Regions from separate parts of the Mus musculus genome. Here all the other regions are linked to region 1. Evidence: chromatin loops called from intact Hi-C (ENCODE). Cell type or tissue: heart. All regions are shown on one strand.

Region 1 (5,000 bases):
CCCTTGTGGAGGGAGGCGGGCAGTGGGTTCCGAAGGTGCTTTAAGAAGGAAGGAAGCCAGAGGAATAGTGCCAGCGAAGGCTGAGGGCAAGAGGCAGAGGAGCTTAGGTAGAGAAGAACACTAGGCGTTCCTGCTAATGCTTGAAAAGAGTTGGGGGACTAAGGATATATAGATCTATAGACCTGTATAGCTATCTATATGTATACTGATCTATAGATCTATATAGGTCTGTATATCTATATATAGAGCACTTGCCTATCATGCTTGAAACCCTAGACTCTGTTACAGCTACAAGTACACACACACACATACACACACACATGCACACACACACAGAGTTGTTGAAAAGTCAAACCAATTTGCAAGAGGTATGAAGGAGCGGGTGGTGAGCAGAGGTGAGAGAAGGAAGGGTGAGACACCCCCCCCAACCCACCAGCCCTGAGTGGTAAGCAGTGCTTGCTTGCTGTCGTGAACTGGGACACAGAGCCCACAGCCCAAGCAGAAGAACCAGAACTGTAAGTGTACCCCAATATCAGAAGACACAAGAGCCCTGGGCTCAGTCCTCAGTACCATGAAAGCCCCAGCAAATGGTGCCCAGTAGCCCTGTGAGGTCCTATGGTATGTTGTTTCATTTACTCTTACCCACTCCACCACAAAAAATGCCACCAAGCAGGCCTTTCCCTCTTCACTTTACTTCTTCTGTCTGTGGCACTAACTTGGAACCCAGGGCCTTGTTTGTCCCAGGTGAGCCCTTTGTCATTGAGTTACAGTTCAGCCCCTGCCCCAGCCACCCAGCCTGACAGAAACCGAGGCTGAGATGAAGTAACCATGGTGCAGCAAGGAGAGAGAGGGTGTGTACGTTACGTCTACAGAGTGGGAGGCCCTGGATGGGCAGGAGGGAATCCCGGGTCGCCCCTCACTCCCAGGGTGCCCAGCAACATCACTGCTTAAGTGGCAGGCAGTGGTGTCCCTTGTCGCTAGTAATTCCTACGTGAACATAGAGGAACACCTAGGGAGTACCCCCTCCCTTCACATAAAAACACACAGAGATTGTCATCCATTGCTCTGCCCTGCACTATGGGGACACAGACACCTGCATAGGGTCTCCTGCCAACACAGCACACAGAGAAAGCAGGACCCATATTGTTGTGTTCTATAAAGAAGAAAAAGAAGAATGGGAACGTTTGGTGGAGGTGCAGTATGGTGAGGAGGAAGGGGGTCCTTCTGCTGAGGCATTCCTTCCCCTGAAGTATGACAGGCAGTATAGTGTAGAATAGAGTTTATTTGTAGCATGGGGAGAGGAGTTGATGGGGCAGTGGGGGGTGGGGGGGGGGGAGTAGAGGCCGGCAGTGAGTATGTGGAGGAGGAGGGAGGGAAATGGGAGAGAAGGGATGGAGGGGGGAAAAGAGCAAGAAAAGAGAGTGAGGAGGGGGCAAGCAGCCCCTTTTATAGTGAGTCAGGCATACCTGGCTGTTGCCTGGTAACTGGGGTGGAGCCTAGAAGGAATGCCAGCACACAAACAGACAGTCTCTGTCACTCACAGGAGCATGCACACATCACTGGGTCTCTCCCTCTTCTCTCATGCACACTCTGGCCATTTCAGCCAACCAGTCCCTCTGAATTACAACTCTAGATCTAGGTCCAGCAAGGTCCTGGGCTATCTGTCTGTCCTTTAGCTCTTTATTGGGACAGGGGTGGGGTGGGAGGCTGTACTGGATGAGACTCTGCGTCAACAGCTGGCTAACTAACTGGCTGGCCTGATTAGTTTTTAGCACACTGTTGAGGCTGCTAGCAGAGGTGGCTTAGCCTTGACCTTTCCTATGTGCCCCGGAGAAAGCAGGCTGGACAGGAAGCCATGGCTGAGTACCCTGTGCTTCTGGGCCTACCAGGCTGATGAGCACTTCTGAGTCAGGTGTCTCCTGGGCACACAGAGACTGAGCCTGAACTGCCCATTGATGCCATGTGAGCTGGCCCAGCCAGACCTGACTGACCAGAGTCGACACAGGAGCCAGGGTCCCAGGGAGGGGACGGAGGAGGCCGCACAGGTGATGGTGACTCAGAAGTGGGGGAGGCTTCTTAGTTAATGGTCAGAGGGACAAGGCAGCTGTTTCCCAGGAGGAAAGAGATAGAGGACAATAGAAGTGAGACCATGTTAGCCGCTCCCCGCACGGTAGATCCAGCTAGGTAGGCTCAGAGCAGCATTCAGCCTGGCCCGGCTGACCTCCTGAGCTATGGAGGAGGAATATTTCCCAAAATCAGGGATCTTGACCATAAAGCAAGGCAAAACCCTTAAGACTTGGTCCTCCGTGCCTGAGACAGTCCCCATCCTATAGGACTGAGGACTTCCCTGTCTCCCCTTCACCCTCTGACCCCTCCATTCTGATTCCCAGCCTCCCTTCCTGGATGGGCTGTTGTTAATGTTTGAGTCCCCACCTGCTGTCACAAGGCTGCATGGCCTTCCTCCCTGGCTGCTGGATGTCCTGTTGGGATGGAACTGCCCATGCCCTGGGGTTCAGAAGCAAGAGCCCACGTTCCTTCTCACAGTCAGTAACTTGCACACTCCTGGAATAGCTTTCGCAGACTGAGGGCCAGGGTAGCAGAGCTAGCTGGGAAGTACTTAGGGGCCCGTGACAAAGCTGGAGAGAAGGATTTAGTAACAGTTGAGATATCAAAAGTACTTGCCAGGACCAAGCTAAGTCTGCCTCTTAGAACCTCTTAAGCTGGCATGCCATTGAGAGAGCATTCAGTGCCAGGGGACTCTCCTCTGAACATTACTGACCCACAGCTTCTAGGCTGATCTTAGGATTCCCTCTGCTGGTTATTACAAAAAGTTCAGTTACTTTGTATAGAGAAAAGACTGCCACCTGGTGGTCTGGAGACCCACTTCTGTGTCCTTACTGAGGAAGCTGCCACACAGTCATTCCTGGGCAGATATTACTGCCCTAGTACCCTCCTGTATTTCTACCACTGACCTAAAAATCTAGATACCCAGTCTCTAGAATCTGCCCTCCAGCCTCACACATTTCTACATGTGTATAGTGTTGCGCTGGGGAGATAGCTCAGCCGTTAAAGGCTAGGATCGCAGCCCCCAAAGACAAATGCACGGATACGGTTTCTTGAATCTTGTAGCTACTCTCACCCAGAAAGCCTTCCACCCTGTGGAGGTGTGTGTGTGAGAGAGGGAGGGAGTCATGGTCTTAGCATGCTGGTCATCTTCCTGTCCTTCCACATGGACACCCGTCTGTAGGAAATACTTGGCTGTCTTGTGCAAACAATCAGGCAGCCATGATGAATTGAGCTGCCTGTATTGGTGACATGTCCCCATCTCTCCATGCCAGGGAATGGCTGGGGCCCTGTCCAGACTGCACCAGAGTGTGAGAAGTAGGATTTATAGCGACAGGCACAGAGGAATCACTGGGCGCACCGCACAGCCCCAGTCCACTGTGATGAGGGCAGGGAACATCCTGCTCCCTGGGGGCCGCGGGGTGCAGCTACACCTCAGGCTGGGGTAGGCAACAGGCTTTCGTGTGCTTCGTTGTCAACATCTGCCCTACAGATCCTTCCCAGGCAGCATGGAGAGCAAACAGCCTCTAGAAAGCCTTCCTGAAGCCAGGTGCTTCTGTGGGCCTGTGAGCTCCTGAGGTCAATGAGCATGCTGCTGTATGCAGTGCTGCCTTGGGATGGCCTTTCTGGGGCCATTTGCTTATCTTTGAATTGGGCATGGGGGTGGCTCACAGTAGCAGTACCTCATCCTACCTCTGTCTTCTGCGTGGCATGTGAGATGTCTGAATGTTGTTTTAATACACTGATGACTTACCTTATTGTGCCTGCTTAGCCACGTCTTGGGCTGTACACGTGAGGTGGACTGACCCATGGCTCTCAGACGGGCTGTTGAGGTAGAGAAGGCTCAGGACCTGCAGGGAGACACTCTTCATATTCTTATCCTTGTCCTAGGCCCTGCCCACCCATGTCACACATCCTGTGCTGCCTACCTGTTCTGTTGGCTTTGTACTTAGGCAACAGGTGTCTGTCTGGGTAGGGGTCAGAGGTGAGGTCCAGACATAGGCCCACATCTTCTTGAAGCCTTCTGCATTAGACTCAGCCCATGCCCTCAGCACTGCCTCTTCTCAAAGAATTCCTGGGTCCACCTTCTCACTACTTACTGAAAGGCTGCCCAGTCAGTTCCTGGAGTACTGTGTGTGCCTAGGAACAGTCCCTTAACAGGAGTACCCCTTCTGTGTGGCTGATCTCAGGCCAACGCCTCAGGAGGCAGTGGTCACCCCAAAATGTTGTCCATCTCTGCCCCATCCTCTGGTGCTCTTCTATGGACCAAGCATCTAGGAAGAGCTTGGAATAATTGGCTGGACAAAAGAGATGCCAGCAGCCGCATCTATTGGCAAGCAAATAAGATAAACAGAACATTTTAGAAAGTTAATATGGGCTGGTGAGATGGCTCAGCAGGTTAGAGCACTGACTGCTCTTCCGGGGGTCCTGAGTTCAAATCCCAGCAACCACATGGTGGCTCACAACCACCCAAAATGAGATCTGATGCCCTCTTCTGGTGTGTCTGAAGACAGCTACAGTGTACTTATTTATAATAATAAAAAATCTTTTTTAAAAAAAGAAAGAGAGAGCCGGGTGTGGTGGTGCATGCCTTTAATCCCAGCACTCAGGAGGCAGAGGCAGGCCGATTTCTGAGTTCGAGGCCAACCTGATCTACAAAGTGAGTTCCAGGACAGCCAGGGCTATACAGAGAAATCCTGTCTCGAAAAACCAAAAAAAAAAAAAAAAAAAAAAAGAAAGAAAGAAAGAAAAGAAAAAAGATAGATAGATAGATAGATAGATAGATAGATAGATAGATAGATAGATAGGGGGGGGGCTGGAGAGCTGGCTCAGCGGTTAAGAGCACTGACTGCTCTTCCGAAGGCCCTGAGTTCAAATCTTAGCAACCACATGGTGGTTCACAACCATCCGTAATGAGATCTGATGCCCTCTTCTGG
Region 2 (5,000 bases), 220 kb before region 1:
ACACCAAGTGTCTGTTTTCAGCAAAACAACCTCTCACGTGTCTGCTTCAACAAAACATCCTCTCATAAGACAGGTTCTGGAAAAACATCAGATGGCACAACTGAGTCTCCAAAGAAACCAGAGATGTCTTCTTCACATGTGGTACATGCGTGTCTGCTTGCCATAACCTCACCCACCACACCACATCACCATATCATGGGGATGACTGTCCGTGTGTCTGTCATGTCCCACAGAGTGGCACAAGAATATCTGTTCATGTCTACCATGTCTGAGCACCACCACATTCTGATGTGGGCATGCCCAATATGACATACAGGCGCCACCACATGGTATCATGGTACACCTGTTCACGTACTTCCTGGGTCCCAGTGTCAAGACATGGTGACGTGGATGCCTGTTCTCACACATACCAAGGTCCAGCACTGCCACATGCCTGCACGGGTGTGCCTGCTTGCACACCAGCCTTGTCCAAGTTATGCAATGTGTCAATGTGGGCGTGGCTCTTTCCTCACCTGTCATGTCCCAGTGATGAGCAGTGGTGGCAGTGGGTTCCTGTTTGCATGTCTGCTGTGTCCCAACAATAAGACATCTGCCATGTTCTGTGCTGCTGCGTGGTAACACGGACAAACCTGTTTACATGACTGCATGTCCCGTCACTGCCAAACCCGCCATATCACAGTGTCTTCACCTGGCAGCCTTAGAACTGTTTACACCCATGATTTCTCCCAACAGCGCCACGTGGTGGTTCAACATGCCTGTTTATAAAATAGCTGTGTCACAGCACTGACACACAGGGCTGCATAGACAGGGCCTATTCAAACATCTACTGAGTTCTAGGGCCACCGTGTGGTGTACAGCACACCTCTTCACACCTGTGGAATCCCCCAGCACCACCAAGAAGCACAGCTGACACACCTGTTTGCACACGTACTAGCTCTGGCACCTGCCACAGTAGGCATGTCTGTTCACATCCACGCCATGTCCCAGCCTCAAAAAATGTGGAAGTGTGGACAAAGGTGTCTGCATTCCTGCTGAATCCCAGGAATACAATACCTGACCTGGGTATACCTGTTTGCACACCCGTCGTGTTGCAGCACGGCCACCTGGTATCCTAGGCATACCTGTTCACACATCTGCCACATCCTGGGACTACGACATGGCAGCCTGAGCTCCTCTGTTTGCATGCATGTTGTAACCCAGTATTGCTATGTGGTGGCATCCACAACCCATGTGTGCTGGCCCTATAACATCACTGCCGTGTGACGACGTGAGCCTGCTTTCTTCACATGTCTGCCATATCCCATCACCACAAAGAAGTGGCACGGCATGTCTGATCACACACCTACCACATTCCCGCAGCATCACATGGTCATGCCCGTTTGCACAACTGCTATGTCCCAGACGGATCCTCCAGATGGCAGCATGTTCGTGCAACATGCTTGCACAACCTGTTCGTGCAACAGCCATGTTCCAGTGCCAGTACGTGGCTGTTTGCCTGACTACTCTGTCCAAGAAATACTGTTTAGCATCACAAACACAGACGCCTGCTGTGTGGCAGCATTCTACACTGTGGAGCAAGCGTTTCCATTCACGTTCCTTCTGTGCCCCAGCAATGCCATGTTGTAATGCAGCCATGCCCGTTGGCCAGCCTGCTGTGTCTGTGCCTGGTCACAGCATGAGAACGCCTGCTTGCATACCTGACCTGTCATACAGCAGGACTGCCACAATGGTAGCACAAGTGGTCCTGCTCATGCCTGTCAAAATCCAAGTACCAATGTGTGATGGTGTGAACAGGTTTGCTTACGTGTCTGCTGTGTTTCAGCAGTGCTGCCTGGTGGTGCGAGCATGCCGGCCATCTCTCATCATTCCAAGTGGGGCACAGGCATACATCTTCGCATGCGTGCCATCACATGTCTGCCATATCCCAGAGATGGCATGTCATGGAACAGGCATATCTGTTTACCTGCCTACCCTGTCCAGTGCTGCCATTTGGTAGCACGAGTACATTTGTACACATGTGTACAAGTGTGTGTCCCAGAACCTGGCAGCACATGTGTGCTTGTTTGTACGCTTGCCATGTCCTGTCACTGCTTTGTAGCGGCACAGACATGCTTATTTGCATATGCTATGTCACAGCACTGCCTCATGGCCACAGGGACGGATGTGTTTGGTTTTCTGCCATATCCAACCATGTGGTAGGTACATGCCTGTTTACATACATCCCCTATCCCAGTGGTGACATGTGGTGGCGTGTATATTAACTGTTTACACAAGGGCCAAATCCACAGCCACCATGCAATGTCACAGAACACGTCTGGGAACCTGAAGAGGCCCTAGTGCCAGCACGTGGTGGCACAGGTCTGTGTGCACGTCCACCATGTGGTGCGTGGGTGTGTCAGGTCTGTGCCACACGGTGGCGCAAGTATGTCCGAGTGTGTGCCCACTGTGTCCCAGTGCCACCACCCAGTGCCACTGGCTTGCCTGTTTGCACACCTGCCGTACCTCTATCACTACTTCCGGGTGGCCCAGACACACCTGTTCACAGCTACTGTGTCACAGTGCTGCCAGCACAGCAGCACAAGCTCATATGTTTGCATGCTTGCTGTGTCTCAGCAACGCCACAAACGGCTGTTTGTGTGGCTGTCCTATCCCAGCCATGCCATGTGGTGGCACAGGCATGGCCAGTCACTCGCTTATCATGTCCCAGCATTGCCTGCTTGCACCTTTGTGGCAGTTTGTGCATGCTTGTTCACATCTGCTGTGGTCCAGTACCACCATGTGGCAGTGCAGGCACACTTGTGTGCTCCTGTTGTATCCCAGTGTGGCCACCTGGCTTTGCAAACGTGTTTGTTCACACAGCTACTGTGCTCCAGTGCCAAAATGTGGTGGCGTGGGCAAAGCTGTTCATGCATCCGTTGAATTCCACGTGGTGGCGCTAGACTACCTGTTGGTACTCCTGTGTGTCCCAAACTATCTGGCAATACAGGCATACTTGTTTGGGCACCTGCAGTGCCCCCGTACTACCTTGTGCATGCCTGTTTACAAGCCTGCTATGTCCCAGAGCCACCACATGGAGGCATGGGCTCACCTGTCTCTGCACCTGATGGGTCCTATCACTGCTACCTGGTGGTGCAGGCATGCCTGCTCATGCCCACAGTACACCTGCCATAGGACAGAGCTCACTTTTGAGTGTGCCTCCAGTGTCCTACAGCTGCTGTGTGCTGGGCCCTGACTCATCTGTTTGTACACCTGCTGTGCCCAGACCAGGCACCTGGTGGTGTGTTCACACATGTCCCATGTCCCAGCCTCACAATGCAGAAGCTCAGGCATTCCTGTTCGCACACCTGTTTTATCCCAGTGCCACCAGGTTTGCACACCTGCCATGTTCCAGAACCAAGACATGGCAGCCTCGGCTTGCCAGCTCACATACATGCAGATGTATGTCAATATGTGACAGTCTAGGTTTGCTTGTTCACTCATGTGCCACTTACTCAATACCAAAACATGGAGGTATGGACCCCTGCTGTGTTCCAGCACTACCACTTAGCAGTGTGCACATGTCTGTTCCCTTGTCTACCATGTCCCAGTGCTGCCACATGATCATGGGCATGCTTGCTTCCATGTCTACCATGTCCCAGTGCTGCCATAGACTGGGTGGGTACACAATTCCCATGTGTACCATGTCCCAATGCCAACACATGTTGCATGTGCACAGCTGTTCCCACATACGCCATGTCCCAGCTCAGTCATATGTTGTTATGTGTATGCCTGTTCCAATACTTACCATGTTAAAGCAATGCCACATGACAAGTGTCCCTGTACCCTATCATGACCATGTGATGTGTAAGCATGCTTGCTCTGACATATGTCATATCCAAGTGCTGACACATTGGCATGGGGGCACCTGCTCCCACGTGTGTTATGTTCTAGCACTGACATATGTTGGTGTGGGTACGCCTGCTCCTATGCATGATATATTCTAGAACTACCACATGATAGCATGGTCACATGTATTACCATGCATTTCACATGGCAACATAGGACTTGCATCTACATGCCCATGCCATCCAACAATGGCATGGAATGTGTGTTCACATGTGTGCCATGTGCCAGCACCATTGTGGGATGGCACAGGCAATACATGTGCACATATGTGATATCCCAGCATTGTCACATGATGTTGTGGGCATCCATGTTCACACATATGCCATGCCCCAGAGTAATCTCCTGTCAGAATGTGTATGCCTGGTGACACATGTGGCATGGCCTAGATCAATCATATGGCAGCTTGGGCACACATGTCCATACACATGCCATGTCCTGGTGCCATCACTTATTAGTGTGCATGTGCCTGATCTCTGGCATGCTATGACCTAGAGGTGCCAGGTGGCTGTGTGGGCACTCCTGCTTGCGCACATGCCCTGACCAAGGACATCATGCGGTGCAGCATGGGCACACCTACTCACACCTGTCATGTCCTGATGCCACCTCCTGGCAGCACTGACACACCTGTTTCCACACCTGTAGTGTCCTGGCATCAATACACGGTGGTATGGGTGGGCCCATCTGTAAGTCAGCCAAGTCTCAGTGCCACCATGTGTTGGCACAGTCACATCTGTTCACACCTGTGTTGTATCCCAGTGCCAGTACCTGTGGCACAGGTGCCCATGCACGAGGCACACATACTGCGTCCCAATGCTGCATTGTGGAAGCAGAGGCAAAACCATCCACATACTTGCTACATCCTGCACCAACATATGAGGCCTGGGTGTGCCAGTTCTCACACACTATTTCCCAGGGTCTCTATGGAGTAGCTAAAAGCAAGCCTGTTTGCACATTGGCCAAAGTCCCAGTGCAACCAACATACACATGCTGTTCCTTAGAGCCACCACTTGGTGGCACAGGCATGACTGTGTGTGCACCTACCATGCCCCAGTACTGCCATGTGCTGCCTGGGAGTGCCTGTTTTCATGACTGCCATGAACAGGGCTGCAGTGTGT
Region 3 (5,000 bases), 130 kb before region 1:
TCAGCCTGTGTAGATGCTTTATTCCCTCCCTAGCTCACCTCCCTACACTCGCCCATTCACAGGGCAGCATAAGCAGATTCCATTAATTCGAGTTCATATAATATAGCAGTTTCCACTGATTCATCGGTGAGGAACCGTCTGACCCATCTCCTTCCTCCTAAGGGCACAGGCTGACCTAAGAGGCCCAGGGGAGGCCTACAGGGTAAATACCGATGTCCAGCTTTAGCAGGGAAATTGGCAACCTGTCTTCCAAAGGAAATTAAGTGAGAAGCTGGTGACAGGAACCACCGAAGGGGCTCGCCGATGCTCTGCTGGCACTGTCTAGCCTCCCTCCCAAGACACATCGCCATCGGGGATCACCACCTTCCTCAGTGGCTTGTACGGTCACTGATGCAGGGCATCCTCGATGGTGGCGGCCCTCGACAGCAGTGCTCCGCAACGCACTCCTAAGATGCTATGACCGTTGATTTTGCTTTACAAAAGGGGAAACAAAAGGGCGTGGGACGTTGGCTCAGTAGGCAGAGTGCTTGCTGCTCAAGCGTGAAGATCAGGGTTCGGTTCCCAGCACTGGCGTGAGAAGCTGGGCATCATGGTGTGGGTTCGAAATCCCAGTGCTGGAGAGGTGGAAACTGACAAGGGTTCAAATCCATGGTGCTTACTGGCCAGTCAGCCTTGCCTATATTCCAGTAAAATCCCCTGCCCCGACCCCCCACACACACCAAAAAAACAAAAACAAAACAAAACCAAGTGGACAACGCCCAAGGACTAACATTTAAGGTTATCTGTTGCCTACACCACACATGCACGCTCGCGCGCACACACACATTGCCTATGTGCACACACTCCCAAAATATCAGAGACCCCAACGGGGACAAGCAGCATGGCAAATGACTTGGCTAGTCTACAGCAAGGAAGGATTGTGTGTAGTCTGTCTAGGCCCTAGAGAAAATACTAGACATCCAGGACAAATGGGCAGAGTGTGTGCCCAGCTGGCACAGGGACGAATGTCATGGGGAGGCAGGGGTAGCAACACTACACTATGACGATAAGAGGATAAGCAGCCTCCAACGGCTGGGTGGCACCCTGAGGGACTCATCTCACCAGTAGAGGCCTAACAAGGAGCCTCAGGACGGGGATAGTTCCCACTCCAGCTGCCAGCCAAGCATAGCTTTGAGTATGCTCCCAGAGGCCCCCATCCCTGTGGTAATTCCATTGGTAATAGGCTATTTTGAACCCCGGAGATACCATACAAACCTAATGAAAAAGAGCTGATTAAGCCAGCTTCTCCTAAGAGAAACAGTGAGGGTAAGTTCTGGGACCCTGGTCAGTCCTGATAGGGATGGACAGGAAAAGGCTCTATCCCACTGGAGGTGCCGGGGGAAGGGGGTAAGAGTGGAGAGAAAGGGGGTACCCAGAAACTCTGATAACAGGGAAATAAATAGATCCTTGTTGTCAGGCATTATCTTAAAGGTCAGGGATAGGAGCAACTTGGGCTGTCGGGCTAAGGACACATGCCATTTTCAAAACAAGAATTCCTGCCATTCAATTTTGCCAGTGAAGACTCGGGAGCCAGATGCTGGGATGAAAGCCTGCTAGCTCAGAGAGGCAGAGAAAGCACCCAGCTGACCTTCCTACTCCACTGGCATCCCAGAAAAAGAAAAGCTCCTCTTCTCCTCCTCCTCCTCCTCCCCCTCCTCCTCCTCCTCCTCCTCCTCCCCCCCCTCCTCCTCCTTCTCCTCCTCCCCCTCCTCCTCCCTGTCTTAAATATCCTTCAACTCCTAAGACCCTCCTTTCTCTTCTCTGGGTTTACTTATTCCACTCCCTGTTAACCGGTTGGCCGGTTGTCAACTTGCTCAGCCTCTTGACCTGTTGTTAACTTTATTTAGCTCTTGCTTACAGAAAGCTCTTGGATGAAAGGTTTGTGCTAGGGCTGAGCCACACCACTACCTATTTACAGTCAACAGAAAGCTCTTGGGTTGAAGGTGTGTGCTCTGGGTTGAACCACACCATGAGGATTTTCCAGTTCACAATCTTGGGGTCCACAGTGTGATTAAATATCCAGCAACAGACATAGGTATAGCGTCAGATGCAGGAGTATGTCGCCTGCCTGGGGCTAAGCTGTCCATTGAAGGGAAAGTTTCTCCATCAGTCCATCACTTCAGGGAACGACCAGTCCCAGCAGGTTCATCCCCCTGTGACAACAGCTGCCCAGACCCCAGTCAAGCCCAGACAGTATGACTCCAGGGCAGCTCTCTGCAGCATCTCAAGCTGGCCAGGTTCAAAACCACATTCAAGACATCTTCTTGTGGTACCCAGGCCCCGCACTGGGATAGAAAGATGCTGCAAAGCTGGGGAATGGTTTGTGATTACGTCTGATCAGTCAGGGCCTTGACCCAAGTCCGGGCATCCCACATTGGAGCCAGATCACTGCGGTAAGTTATACTACCACCACTACATCTAGGCCAGGGTCTGAGAGCCTGGCACAACCGGAGGGAGTTACATGAAAATGGACCAGGCCCAAACTCACCCAAATACCCAGCCAGTGCCTGACACAGAAGAGGATCCTGGGTGGGCAATCAAGGCCACTAGTTTCTAGGGAACGTGGCCCAGCAGCCCCTCTGTGGCATTTACCTATTCTGTTTTGGTTTCTCCTCGCTTAATAGGGCAACAACCCCTTAGGGCATGAGACGGGCCCAGGCCCTAGTCCTGCTGCACCCCCTGCTGGTTATTCTGGGAACAACTCAGACCTTGGTAGCGGCAAGGATTCAGAAGGAAAGACCTTTGCCGAGTACATCCACCAGTTAAACAATATTAACTACACTCAAGGTAGTCCGGAGGCAATGCCATGGGAGATGCAATTAACAAAACAAAGAACTTCTAAATGCTGCCATTGACAAGGAAGCCCCATAATATATGCTGCAAGCTAGCAAGTCAGGTTCCCACCAACTAGCAACTGCCCAACGTCACATACTGATAAGAGGGACGTTTGAAGAAGAAATCCACGCCCCATCCAAAGCCCAGCTAGGACACTGTGAGGTACAGCCACACCACTGAACCCAAAAGCCACAGACAGCACCCGAGTGGTCCCAAGGTGCATGCACCTCCCCAGGCACGGACCACACTGCCTCCCTTCCTCTGACAACTTACCCATCATTACCCAAGCCCCTGATGCCAATCTCTCCACCAGGCTTCCCTGGCCTGCCTTCTGGGGACCTCACCCGCAGTGATCAGCACCCATCAAGGCAAATGGCTCACACTGAGGTCTTCAGAAAGGCTTGTGTCGGTTGGGCTTGTCAGCCCAGCAGACTCCCTGTGTCGTTTGAGTTCTACAGGAAGATGGGGAGCATCCGGGAGAACCCAGGACACTTTTCAGAACCCTGGTAGTATTGATTGGCAGCAAGGTCTAGAAGGAAGATGGGCAAAGCTCTATTGTGGGTACAACCTTCGCCAGCTGCTCAGGAAAAGTAAGGCTGTTTCCTAGGAGACACGGCAGAACGTCTTCAGGAGCTCAGGATAAGTGGGACTGTCTTCTCTAGCGATCCCTACCTCAGGGGGGAAACACAAAGGCAAAGCTGGTGAGACCAACTTCCAAGTGAAGAACTTTAGGGCCAACTGAATAAATAAGGAGACGCTTACCTATCTCATTAAAAACAAAACAAAACAAAAAACAAAACAAAACAAAAAGCTGTCTCGGGACGGAAGGGTTTATTTGGTCACGGACCCCAGAGTCGTTCGTTATAGGGAAGGCTCGGCAGAAGGGGCTTGAGGCATTTGCCGCGTTCATGCTCACAGAGAGCAGGGAGTAAACAATACGTATAATCCAAGCACACTTTCTCTTTCTCGTCTGGATCCCAGCTCAGCAGCCTAGGGCTTGATACCACACACAGTGAGTGGGTCTTCCGGCCCCAAAGAACGTACCCAAGATAGTCCCTCACACGCATGCCCAGAGCCCATCTTCTAGATCCTAGAATCCAGGTGATTCTAGAGCTCATCAAGTTGGCAGTTGAGTAGAAAAGGAATGTACTGGCAAAGTGGGTCCCAGCTCCCCCAGAGGCACTGGACAGAGAGGAGCCAGGGGTAATGCTGATTCGTTCTCACTGGTCGTGCCCGTGGACAACACCATACAACAGTGAGCTTCCAGAGCATACCATTGGGTTAGCTGACAGGATGGCGCTAGCTGGGGAAGGGCAGGCTAGGAAGCAGTTCTGATAGCCTGCAACAGTGAAGCAGGTGTGCATCTGAGGTGTGGTGGCTTGAATATGCTTGGCCCGTGCAAAGTGGCACCATTAGGAGGTGTGGCTTGGTTTGAGTGGGTGTGGCCTTGTTGGAGGAAGTGAGTCAGTGTGGGGGTGGGGTTTGAGGTCCTAGGCTCAAGCTCAGTCCAGGGCGGAACAGAGCCCCCCCCCCCCCCACACACACACCTATAGAAAACAGTCTCCTGCTGTCTTAGGATCAAGATACAGAACGTTCACCTCCTTCTCCAGCTCCATGCCTGCCTGGACGCTGCCATGTTCCTACCATGATGAAAATGGACTAAACCTGTGAACCTGTAAGCCAGCCCTAATTAAATGTTGTCCTTTACAAGAGTTGCTTTGGTCATGGTATCTCTTCACAGCAGTAAAGCCCTAACCAAGACGTGAGGCCAACATCACCTTCACCGGCAGACTCTAGGGGAATCCCTCTTGTGTACCAGGTAAGTCTGTGCAGAAATGTCCACTACTCTTTCCCTGTGCAGCCTGGAAGTGGAAAGAGCTAGCATGGAAACATGTGAATGGCATTTGATTCAACGTGTATACGTCTCTCAAAGTTGTAATATTAGGGCCAGTGAGGTGGCTCTACAAGGTAAAAGCACTTGCCACACAATCCTCGTCACCTAAATTTTATCTCTGGAATCATGTTTTTTCAAAAAGCGAATGCAGTAGCAAGAATCTGTAATCTAAGTATTCCTAAGGCAAAAATGGGGGAACCAGAATTACTCAGAAGCCCATGGGCCAGCAAGC
Region 4 (5,000 bases), 230 kb before region 1:
GTCAATAATAATCCCTTCTTATATTCAATATAACTAAAAGTGAAATGTCATTATTTGGCCATCTGTATCTACAAGCTGTTAAAAAAAACAGTGTCGTATTTTTCATTTCCTCCTACTGGGTTGCCCATCCAGCCTTAATACGGCATGAGGTGCCTAGTCTTACTGCAACTTAATATGCCATCTTTGGTTGATATCCACAGGAGGTCTGCCCTTTTCCAAAGAGAAACAGAGGAAGAGCAGATGGGGTTGGGGGGGGGGGCCTTGGAGGAGAGGTGGGAGGGGAAACTGTGATCTAAGTGTAATATATAAGAAAAGAATACATTTTTAAAATTTTTAAATAATGTCATTTTCACATTAAAGGACGTGAAATTATCAATGTTGGTTAGATGAAATGGGTGAGCTAACGTCATCCGACATGATATGACCAAAGAAACAAGCTCTGTCCAGTTCAAACGCTGCTGCCTTGTGAACAGGTTTTCACAGGCTTTAAACTCCTCTGACAGCAGTGACTTGTCAGAGTCACTTCAGTGGCTGTGGTTTCTAAATTTAGAGAAAGTGGCAACTACACTTGAACTGTGTGAAAATCGCCTGCTGATCAATAACACGGAAGCCTGAATTACTAGTTCGATAAACAACAGTGCTGTCCCTTGCCTCGGAAAACTGTTTTGTGAATCCAGGCTTCTCAACCACAGCTTTCTAAGTATGTTCTCTTATCCAGAGCAAGTGCTGCCTGGAAAGTCCTTAGAAACGTGCATTGAGAGACTCCAGATCTACTACATCAGCAGGGAAACAGGGGTGAGGGTCAGCAAGCACACCTGCCGTGTCCCGGTGCTGCCTGCCATACATCTGTTTGTACACATGCAAGGACCCAGTCCCACGGCCACTGGCCGCATGGGTAATCCTGTTTGCACATCTGTGGTGTCCAGTGCCACCAGGTGTTGGAGTGGCCACATCTGTTCACACACCTGCCGTTTTCCAACATCACCCCATGGGACCACAGGCACGCCAGCTCTCACATCAAGTGTGTCTCATCTCTGCCACCTGGTGGCACAGGCATACACATCTGCATGCCCGCCACAGCTCAGAACTGCCAGTGTGTGGCAGTGTGGGCACACTCATTCATGTGCTTGCTGTGTCTGCGGGGCCACGAGGCGTGTGCTTACCTGTTTGTACACCCATGTCCTGCACCACACTGTGGCGGTGTAGGTCTGCCTGTTCACATGCCCGCTTTAAATCACAGCAGCAACGTCTGGCAGTGCAGATGTTTGCACTTTTAATGTTCCAGAGCAGCAAGGGCACACCTGAGAGTGCCTGTCAGTTCCCAGCACTGCTAAGCGTCTGCGTGGCCACACCCATTCACAGCTATTGTGTCCCAGCGCTGCTACATAAGTAGGGCATGCCTCCTTGTATGCCAGTCGGGTCTCAGCACTGCTATGTGGTAGCTTGAGCATGCACCTGACATGAAACAGGGCCTGCACCTGGCAATGTGGGCATATCTGTTTACACGCCCACGGCATCCCAGCCTCTCTGGGAAGCTTCAGAGCATCTAGTCATCCCTGCTGTATAGCAGGGTCACCACTTAGCAGCATAACCAGGCCTGTCCGTGTGCCTTGTCCCAGTGCCACCATGTGGAGCGTGAGCATGCCTACTTGTGGGAAAGCCTATTCGTGCCTGCTGTGTCCCAGGGCCTCATGTGAGAGTATGAACAAGCCTGTTCACAAACCTGCTGTGCCCCCATAACACCCCGTAGCAGCGCAGGCATACTGTAGCCTTCCCGGCCTTGAGCAGGCTGAACAGACCTTGAACGCTTGCCACAATGGACCTTATCGACCTTGGTGGAGTCATCTGCCTTGGCTGCACGTGCAAGTTCCCACAGGAACTTAGAAGAAGAGACTGCCACAAGACCGCCTGGCTTTGCAAAACAAAGGATGGGTTCTGCGGGCTTTCCCTATACAAATGCAGTGCTGAATATTAAACTTGGAGCCTTGGCTTGGCTTCATTCTTCTCTCACTGCCCCTCACCACCTCCTTTTCATTTCCAGCCCCCCTTTCAGGTGAAACCAGCTCGACCATAAGCCTCTGGACGGCTACACATACCTGTGTGCCTGCCCACTGTGTCCTAACTTTATCATGTGGTTCCGTGGACGTGCTTGTGTCCATGCCCCTGCCACATCCCAGAACCAAGTGTGGCAGCACCAGCAGGGCTGCTTTTGCTCCTGCTGAGTCCCTACCCCACCAAGCGGCATGATAGACAACCCTATTCCTACGTCTGCACGTGTTAGCACTGCCACATCGAGGGTTCACCTGATTATCCTTGCCATTTCCCAGCTCTGCCTAATGGCTATGCAGCCCTGCCTGTCCATGCGTGTGGGGCCCCAGCATCACCATGTAGGATAGACATGCCTGTTTGGAGGCCTGCCATTTCCCAACATTGATACCTGGTGGCTTGAGCATGCGTGGTCACAGCAGCTGTGCACCAGGACCTCCACCTAGGGGTGCGAGCATGCCTGTTCATGCACTTGGCACATCCTGGCATCAACACGTGGTGGCACAGGTAGTCCTGTTCACACGTCTATCAAGTCCCAGTGCTGCCACATTAAAGCATGAGTGTGTGTTTATCTGTCTGCCGGGTCCAAGTGATGCACCTGTCACTTAGATGCACCTGTTTACATGCCAACCATCTCCTAGCTCTGCCACGAGGTGCCTGGGCACACCTGTTCAAGCACCTGCCATTTTCCAGCAAGGCCATGTGGTCCAAGCAAATCTATGTGTATACCTGCTGTGTCTCAGCAGTGTCATCTGATGGTGCGGGCATGTCTGCCTATAGGCCTTCCATGTCTGGAGGCAGCCACCTGTTGGCAAGAGCATGCCTGTTCCTGCCTCAGCGGTGTCCCAGAACTGTCATGCAGTGACTCATAAAGCCCTGTGTATAATCACCATTGCTGCCGAGTTCCAGCAGTGACACATAGCACCATGGGCACATTTCTGTATGCCTGCCATGTCTCAGTGCCACCACATGGTGGTGTGGAAGTGCCTGTGTGTGCCTGCCAGGTCCCAGGGCTTGGCAGCACAGACATTCCGGTCTGTGCCCACGTCCTGTCTCAGTACTGATGGGTGGCAGCAAAGGCACACCTGTTCGTTTCTGCTGTAGCCCAACACAGTCACCTGATGCCTGTTCTCCCTTGTCATCTCCCAGCAATGTCACATGATGTAAACAAGCCTTTTTACATACCTGTCATATCCTAGCTATGCCTTGTGGCAGTGAGTGTGCCCTGCTCATGCCCGCTGTGTTCTGGCACTGCCACATGGGCCTGTGTCCCTGTGTAGGGGTAGGAGCTGATACTAAATTCAGGTTTCCTAATTAACTCTTGATTTGGTCAATAAAGAAGGCGAGAGCCACCTGCTTGGGCGAAGGGGAAAAGGTGTGATTTCCGGGTCCCAAGAGGAAGAGAAGGGACACAGGGAAAGAGAGGGCTTTTCGGCAGGTTTTGGCACGGGAGGCACGCTACAACCACATAAGATCTTGGGTGGCTGAAAACGGTGATCTCTACCACAGGCAGTTGGCTAAAATAGGTTAGCTAATAAAAGTCCAACAAATGTGCAGTGCGATCTGGCTAGTTTTAAAACAATGGAGCTGTCTAGTGGTTTTCTTCTAAGGTGGGCAGGAGAAAGAGAAGAGCTGGGGCGGTAGCTGGTGGCTTGGCGAAGCTAGCCAAAGGGAAGTGATTGGAGTGCAGACAGCAGTTCCTGGATTTCCCTGGGTGGGGGGTAGTTGTGATCAAGTTGAAGTAATGGGGAACCCAGAGACATCAGAGCATGGGCCACGCATGGAGCAAGGAGGTAACGGGGGGGGGGGGGGTTGTTTATTTTCTTGTTTATTTGTTTGTTTGTTTTCAATTTTTTTCCTTCTCGCTCCAGCTCCGCTCGCTCTGGCCCAAAGATTTATTTATTTAAGTACACTGTAGCTGACTTCAGACATACCAGAAGAGGGCATCAGATCTCATTGTGAGCCACCATGTGGTTGCTGGGATTTGAACTCAGGATCTCCGGAAGAGCAGTCAGTGCTCTTAACCACTGAGTCATCTCTCCAGCCTGCGTGTTTTTAAAATTACACACAACATCCCTGTGACCGCATCTGGCAATGGGAGCATGCCTGTTCATACATCTGTCGTGTCACAGGGCCAACACAGGCCAGATAGGAAGACCTGATCATACATCATTCTGAGTCACAGTGATACCTCGTGGTGGTGACATGAGCCTCTTGGCTCATCTGCAATATACAAGCAATGCCACGTGGTGGGTACAGGCATGCCAGTTAGTGTGCTTGGTGTGCCCCTGTGAGGCTACGTGGTATGGTGCTACAGGCATGACTATTGACTAACCCGCTATATACCAGTGCCGCCACATGGATACGTGTCACACTTGTTCAAGTCCTGCTGAGCGCCAGTGCTGCCATGTAGTGGCACTGCCACACCTATTCGCACATATGCCATCTCCCAGGGCCACGACAAGGCAGTGAAGGCTTGCCTGTTTGCACACCTGCCATGTTACAGCACAGGCACCTGGTGGCGTGGGCCTACATGCCGTGGCCCAGCCTCACGACGTGGAAGCATAGGAAGAGCCGTTCACATGTCTGTCGTACCAAACACCATGGCATGCAGCCCGGGTGCCACCCCGAGTCCACTTCTCCCCCTTGGGAGAACTGGCCCCATTGCTGGAGGTGAGGAAGCTTAGCTGCGAAGGGTGCAACGTGGGGCCAGCAGTGAGTGCGCAGGCAAAGAATATACACACCTGGGAACAGCTTCAGAGAACTGGTTTGGTTTAATGGCAGAGAGAAAGGGGCACTTATGCTTCTGGGAAGGTGGACAGAGTCTCTGGGGCAAGGACAGTGCAGCCATGTACAATTGACCAGGACAGCCGTGTTGGAAGATGCTTCATCTGCATGCTCAAGGGTTGGGCATCCAAGGGGAAAACCTTCGAAGGTCAAACAAGTGAAGCCTG
Region 5 (5,000 bases), 91 kb before region 1:
GCATAAGGCCCATTTGGTGACTTGACTTGCCTTTAAAATGAAGCCTAAGTCTCTTAGGGATATAGAAGCCTACCTATGATCTTACCTCCTGCTCCCCACACCGACCTCATCTCCTAATTTAGCTGTTCCTCAAATAGCTACTTTCTGAAGCCTCTTTCTTGTTCTCTATCTCATCTGCTATAGCCCTAGCCCACTGCCCTAGCTGTGGCCCTAGCCCACTGTCACCTTGTCCAGGCTAGCCCTTCCCCAACTTTTGCCTTATTCTCTGCTGACCCAGCTCTGCCTGCCTTCTCTTTCAGTCTGTTTGTCTTTTGTGCTCGCTCTCTCTCTCTCTCTCTCTCTCTCTCTCTCTCTCTCTCTTACACACACACACATCTCTGCTGGCTGTGCTTCTTCTGGGCCATACATATATCCCAATTTGTCCACTACTTGCTGACAAATAATCTGAAAGCTTGCAAAGTTAAGACCTAGCAGAAACAAACTCTGGAAGGATGAGATAGACTGTAGTATGGATGATCCTTACGCCTCTCCTTACCCTGTCCTGCTAGTGAAGGACAGATGATGAGAACGCGCTATAGGAAAGGAGAGGAAGGGAGAGGAGAGAGGCTCTGTGCAGAAAAGAACCAGAAGCTTAGTGTTAGCCAGGGTGGTCCTGAGGATGAAAGGCTTTCCTTGGCTGTCTGACGGGGGGGGGGGGGGGGGACCACTATCTGGCTGTGCCCTTGTACTCAACGAGCACTTTGCTATGTCAAGAGAACAGAGCCTGCAAAACCCAACGGACAGCTTCTGAGTTTTAAAAGCAAATTTATTTATTTATAAAATATTAAAAGCTAGCATGCGGGCGCATAAACATAGTCCCAGCTGCTCAGGAGGCCGCAGCCAGAAGTGGATCACTTGAGTCCAGAAGTATGGGCCCTCATCTCAAAATAAATGAACGGTTGAGTACATGGAAAATATTTACAGGAGAGGGAGAGGGAGGAGTGTGGTTCAGTGGCAAAGCGGATGCTGAGCGTGTTAACAGGTCCCGGGGTTCCAACTCCCAGCACCTCACACACCAAAAACTCTGCACAAATTATCATATGGATGAATGGCAGCACCCTCTCCCACCAAAGTACTAATTGCTGTTCCACACATTAATGGTTATATGGGCCCTACCAAGCCTACTGGGAACTTAAGGACCCAGTCAACAGGGGGGGGGGGGGAGAAGAAGAAGAATGTAGTCTTTGGAAGAGTCTCCTTTTTTCAGATGGCCAGGAAATAGGGTTCCAGAGGCCTGAGCTCTTCTCGTCTCGCCTGCCTGGCTCACTTATTGAATGAGCCCATCAGATCATTATGGGCGGCAGCTAGTATTGATTGTGACCCTGTGAGGTCACGGCTTTGGCTTTTTTTTCTCTCCGTTCTCTCTCCCCTCCCTCTCTCTCTCCTCTGTCTCTTTCCTCCCTGTATCTGTGTGTCACTGTCCCTGTTTGTCTCTGTGCTCTGTCTCCATCTCTCTTCTGTCTCTCTCCTGTCTCTGTGTCTCTCTGCCCCAGTCCCCTCCGCCACCCCCCCCTCCCCGTGTGTGTGTTATCTGTCTGTGTCTTTCTCCTTTTTATGTACTGTTAGGGATTAATCCATGTCTTACCAAATAAGACCTCTACCATTGAGCCACGCCCCCAGCGAGGATCAGGCTTTTTAACTTGCTCATTCTACCAAGGAAGTACTTCACTGTTGTGCTTCTGGGATGCCTGCTCTCTCTCTCTCTCTCTCTCTCTCTCTCTCTCTCTCTCTCTCTCTCTCTCTCTCTCTCTCTCTCTCTCTCTCTCTCTCTCTCTTTGTTTTTGTTTCAAAGCTCAGAAGTCAAGTCACCAGCAAAACTATTTCTTCTCTGCAATTGCGTTGTTTACTGCCTGCTGGGCAAGAGGTAGGCGGGGAAGGAAGGAACAAGAGATTAAAAATGTCTACAGAGGGCAGCAGCGAGCTGCACAGCGCTCACAGAGTTCCTGAGCGGGGCTCCAAAGACTCGCCAGCCCTACCAACGTTAACACAAACTGAACCCTACTAGGTGCAGACAACAGGCTGGATGGAAGCGAGTTCCAGGGCCGGAAAGAGAATCCCGGCCTAAGTCAGGGAGGCCCTGCTGATCTGGCTGCTGGCGCTGGGCTCTAATTCTCTAGAAAAGCATGATAACAGTTTATAACCAAGGAAATAACAGTTGTGGAAGCAGGTGTTCTGGTTTTATCTCAGAGCTCGGGGAAACTGAGGCACGGAGATGGGAGAAGTGGTCAAAATTGAAGCTGTTCTTCAGCTGCCAAATCCTATTGCCTTTCACCTCACCCAGCAGGCTGGCCTGGGTTTCATTTTGTATTCTGGAGAGTTCCTGCAGAGAGCATCTCTGCTAAGTGCCTCAGATCCCTAAGCTTCGTTGGGAGCCATTAAAGATTTCCTGTCTTCCACCAGCTCTGTTGCTGAGAAGGAGGTGTGCGATCCTTTCACAGAAAGAAAAAGACCCCGAAAATACTACATTGGCCTCCAGAGGTCAAAAGTCATTACTCAGGAAGGGAGATACGTTGACCGAACAGATGGGGAGACATTCCTAAGTTATCATTCAGTGTAAGGAGTCCGGTGACAACTGAGTGGCCATTGTGAAGCTTCATCACCCACCTCCAGCACCAGAGGTTCACTGGCTAGCACCCGGGCTGTTGGCTTGCACCGTTGACCTGCCCCGGTTGATTTCTCAATAGTTTGGGCCCTGCTGGGTGTTCATTGGTGCGGTCAGCACCGAGGTTGGTGGATGCAGAAAAGAGGAAACAGGCATGAGAGTCTCCGTGGTGAAAGGATCGCTTCGAATCACCCGGTCTGGGGCGCCTCTGTGTACAGAAGGGGATCAGACCGGTTAGCAGCCGTCCCGGGTCCGATTTAAGGACCCAACGCTCTTCCCGCGGCGCGGCCCCTTTAAGAGGCGCGCCCAGCCCCGTCAGCCGCTCCGCGGCCACCGCCCCCCGGTCCTCCCCTTCCTGCAGCGCTGAGTGCGGGCCGGGGCGGGAGTGCGGCGAGAGCTGGCCGTGTCGAGCGGAGCGCCTGCCCGGAAAGCTGCGGAGCGGGGCGGGGCGGCGCGGGAACCGGAGGCGAGGAGCCCGCGGGGCTGCGGCCGTGGGCCGGCGGTGGGCCTGCTCTGCGGAGGACGGCTCCCGCCGCCGCCGCGCGCGCTGCGGAGCCCCGCACACAATAGCGGCGTGCGCAACCCCGCGCCCTTCCCCCCGCCCGCGCGCGCCCCCCACCCCCAGCCGCCGCCGCCGAGCCTCCCACCTCACCTGCGGCCCCCGGGGGCGGGCATTGTTCGCCGCCGCATCCGCGGGGCCATGGGAGCCACCGGGCTCCCCAGCCCGGGCCCGGTGAGAACGCCGCGCCGCCGCTGAGCCGGACTCCGGGCGCGCAGCTCGGCGGCGCAGGTGAGCCGGCCGCGCCATGGTGGACTCGGTGGGCTTCGCCGAGGCGTGGAGGGCGCAGTTCCCGGACTCGGAGCCGCCGCGCATGGAGCTGCGCTCGGTGGGTGACATCGAGCAGGAGCTGGAGCGCTGCAAGGCCTCCATTAGGCGCTTGGAGCAGGAGGTGAACCAGGAGCGCTTCCGCATGATCTACCTGCAGACGCTGCTGGCCAAGGAGAAGAAGAGCTACGATCGGCAGCGCTGGGGCTTCCGCCGTGCAGCGCAGCCCCCCGACGGCGCCGCCGAGCCCCGAGCGTCCGCCCCGCGCCCGCCGCCCGCGCCCGCCGACGGCGCAGACCCGGCGCCCGTCGAGGAGTCCGAGGCGCGGCCGGACGGAGAGGGGTCACCGAGTAAGGGGCGGTCAGCGTCCGCCCGCAGGCCAGCGGCTGCTGCATCGGCGGACCGGGACGACCGAGGGCCCCCCACCAGCGTGGCGGCGCTCAGATCCAACTTCGAGAAGATCCGCAAGGGACCTGCCCAGCCCGGCTCTGCCGACGCCGAGAAGCCCTTCTACGTGAACGTCGAGTTCCACCACGAGCGCGGCCTGGTGAAGGTCAACGACAAAGAGGTGTCCGACCGAATCAGTTCCCTGGGCAGCCAGGCCATGCAAATGGAGCGCAAGAAGTCCCAGCAGAGCGCCGGGCAGGGCCTGGGGGAAGCACCCAGACCCCATTACCGTGGGCGCTCCTCGGAAAGCAGTTGCGGCCTTGACGGTGACTATGAGGATGCAGAGTTGAATCCCCGCTTCCTGAAGGACAACCTAATAAATGCCAACGGCGGCAACAGGCCCCCTTGGCCGCCCCTGGAGTACCAACCCTACCAGAGCATCTATGTCGGAGGCATGATGGTGGAAGGGGAGGGCAAGAGCCCTCTCCTGCGAAGCCAGAGCACTTCAGAGCAGGAGAAACGCCTAACCTGGCCTCGCAGGTCCTACTCGCCTCGGAGTTTCGAGGACAGCGGAGGTGGCTACACGCCGGACTGCAGCTCCAACGAGAACCTCACCTCCAGCGAGGAGGACTTTTCCTCTGGCCAGTCCAGCCGCGTGTCACCAAGCCCCACCACCTACCGCATGTTCCGGGACAAGAGCCGCTCACCCTCGCAGAATTCGCAGCAGTCCTTTGACAGCAGCAGCCCCCCGACGCCACAGTGCCAGAAGCGGCACCGGCAGTGCCAGGTTGTGGTGTCTGAGGCTACCATCGTGGGTGTCCGCAAGACTGGGCAGATCTGGCCCAGTGATGGGGACAGCACCTTTCAAGGGGAAGCAGGTGAGTGCCTTGTGTGGGCATACTTGGACCTGTTCTGGACTCTTGAAGTAGATTGGCATGGGAGAAAATGGGTACTTTTTGGAGTGATTTTCAAGTGCTTTTGTGCCTCTTTGGCCCTGCGCCTGAACTGACTCCACCCCCTTCTTCCTGAAGGGGAATGGATGGGGGTGGGGGAATAGAAGGGAATGGCTGGTGGTGTGCTCTCTTGGGTCTAGATCTAGAGCAAGGTGGGTTTTGCGGAAGTATTGGGAAAGAGATGGCCACGTGC

The links. A loop is a pair of places that touch in the nucleus more often than their neighbours do. Peaks named below come from ENCODE experiments on the same cell type or tissue, not always from the same donor. Only the 100,000 strongest peaks of a DNase experiment are listed, where the experiment ranks them.
Region 2: it touches region 1 in a loop (5-fold over the local background); 38 of 42 quality-filtered maps call a loop at or near these places.
Region 3: it touches region 1 in a loop (8-fold over the local background); 2 of 42 quality-filtered maps call a loop at or near these places.
Region 4: it touches region 1 in a loop (6-fold over the local background); 32 of 42 quality-filtered maps call a loop at or near these places.
Region 5: it touches region 1 in a loop (7-fold over the local background); 40 of 42 quality-filtered maps call a loop at or near these places.

Annotation. Positions count from the first base shown.
Region 1 is chr10:75,148,681-75,153,680 of GRCm38, forward strand. The region is part of intron 8 of Bcr (BCR activator of RhoGEF and GTPase); the gene reads left to right. Among named protein-coding and RNA genes, the nearest start is that of Specc1l, 61 kb to the right of the region's middle. In heart, a CTCF peak has its summit at 2,850 (motif pointing left); a DNase peak (open chromatin) is centred at 2,741; H3K27ac peaks cover 280 bases; H3K27me3 peaks cover 1,672 bases.
Region 2 is chr10:74,932,286-74,937,285 of GRCm38, forward strand. No RefSeq gene overlaps it. Among named protein-coding and RNA genes, the nearest start is that of Gnaz, 32 kb to the right of the region's middle. In heart, CTCF peaks have their summits at 2,926 (motif pointing right) and 4,890 (motif pointing right); no DNase peak of the experiment used is centred here; H3K27me3 peaks cover 320 bases.
Region 3 is chr10:75,018,614-75,023,613 of GRCm38, forward strand. The region is part of intron 4 of Rsph14 (radial spoke head homolog 14 (Chlamydomonas)); the gene reads right to left. It overlaps Gm40692 (a long non-coding RNA gene), which reads left to right and starts at 4,588. Exons shown (of 4, transcript XR_003948909.1): 1 at 4,588-4,693. In heart, a CTCF peak has its summit at 2,722 (motif pointing left); no DNase peak of the experiment used is centred here; H3K27me3 peaks cover 501 bases.
Region 4 is chr10:74,920,018-74,925,017 of GRCm38, forward strand. No RefSeq gene overlaps it. Among named protein-coding and RNA genes, the nearest start is that of Gnaz, 45 kb to the right of the region's middle. In heart, CTCF peaks have their summits at 1,065 (motif pointing left) and 3,018; no DNase peak of the experiment used is centred here; H3K27me3 peaks cover 2,133 bases.
Region 5 is chr10:75,057,579-75,062,578 of GRCm38, forward strand. Bcr (BCR activator of RhoGEF and GTPase) reads left to right here and starts at 3,318. Exons shown (of 23, transcript NM_001081412.2): 1 at 3,318-4,732. The coding sequence starts at 3,448. In heart, a CTCF peak has its summit at 1,964; DNase peaks (open chromatin) are centred at 2,003, 2,993, 4,213 and 4,713; H3K4me3 peaks cover 2,995 bases; H3K27ac peaks cover 2,155 bases; H3K27me3 peaks cover 1,110 bases.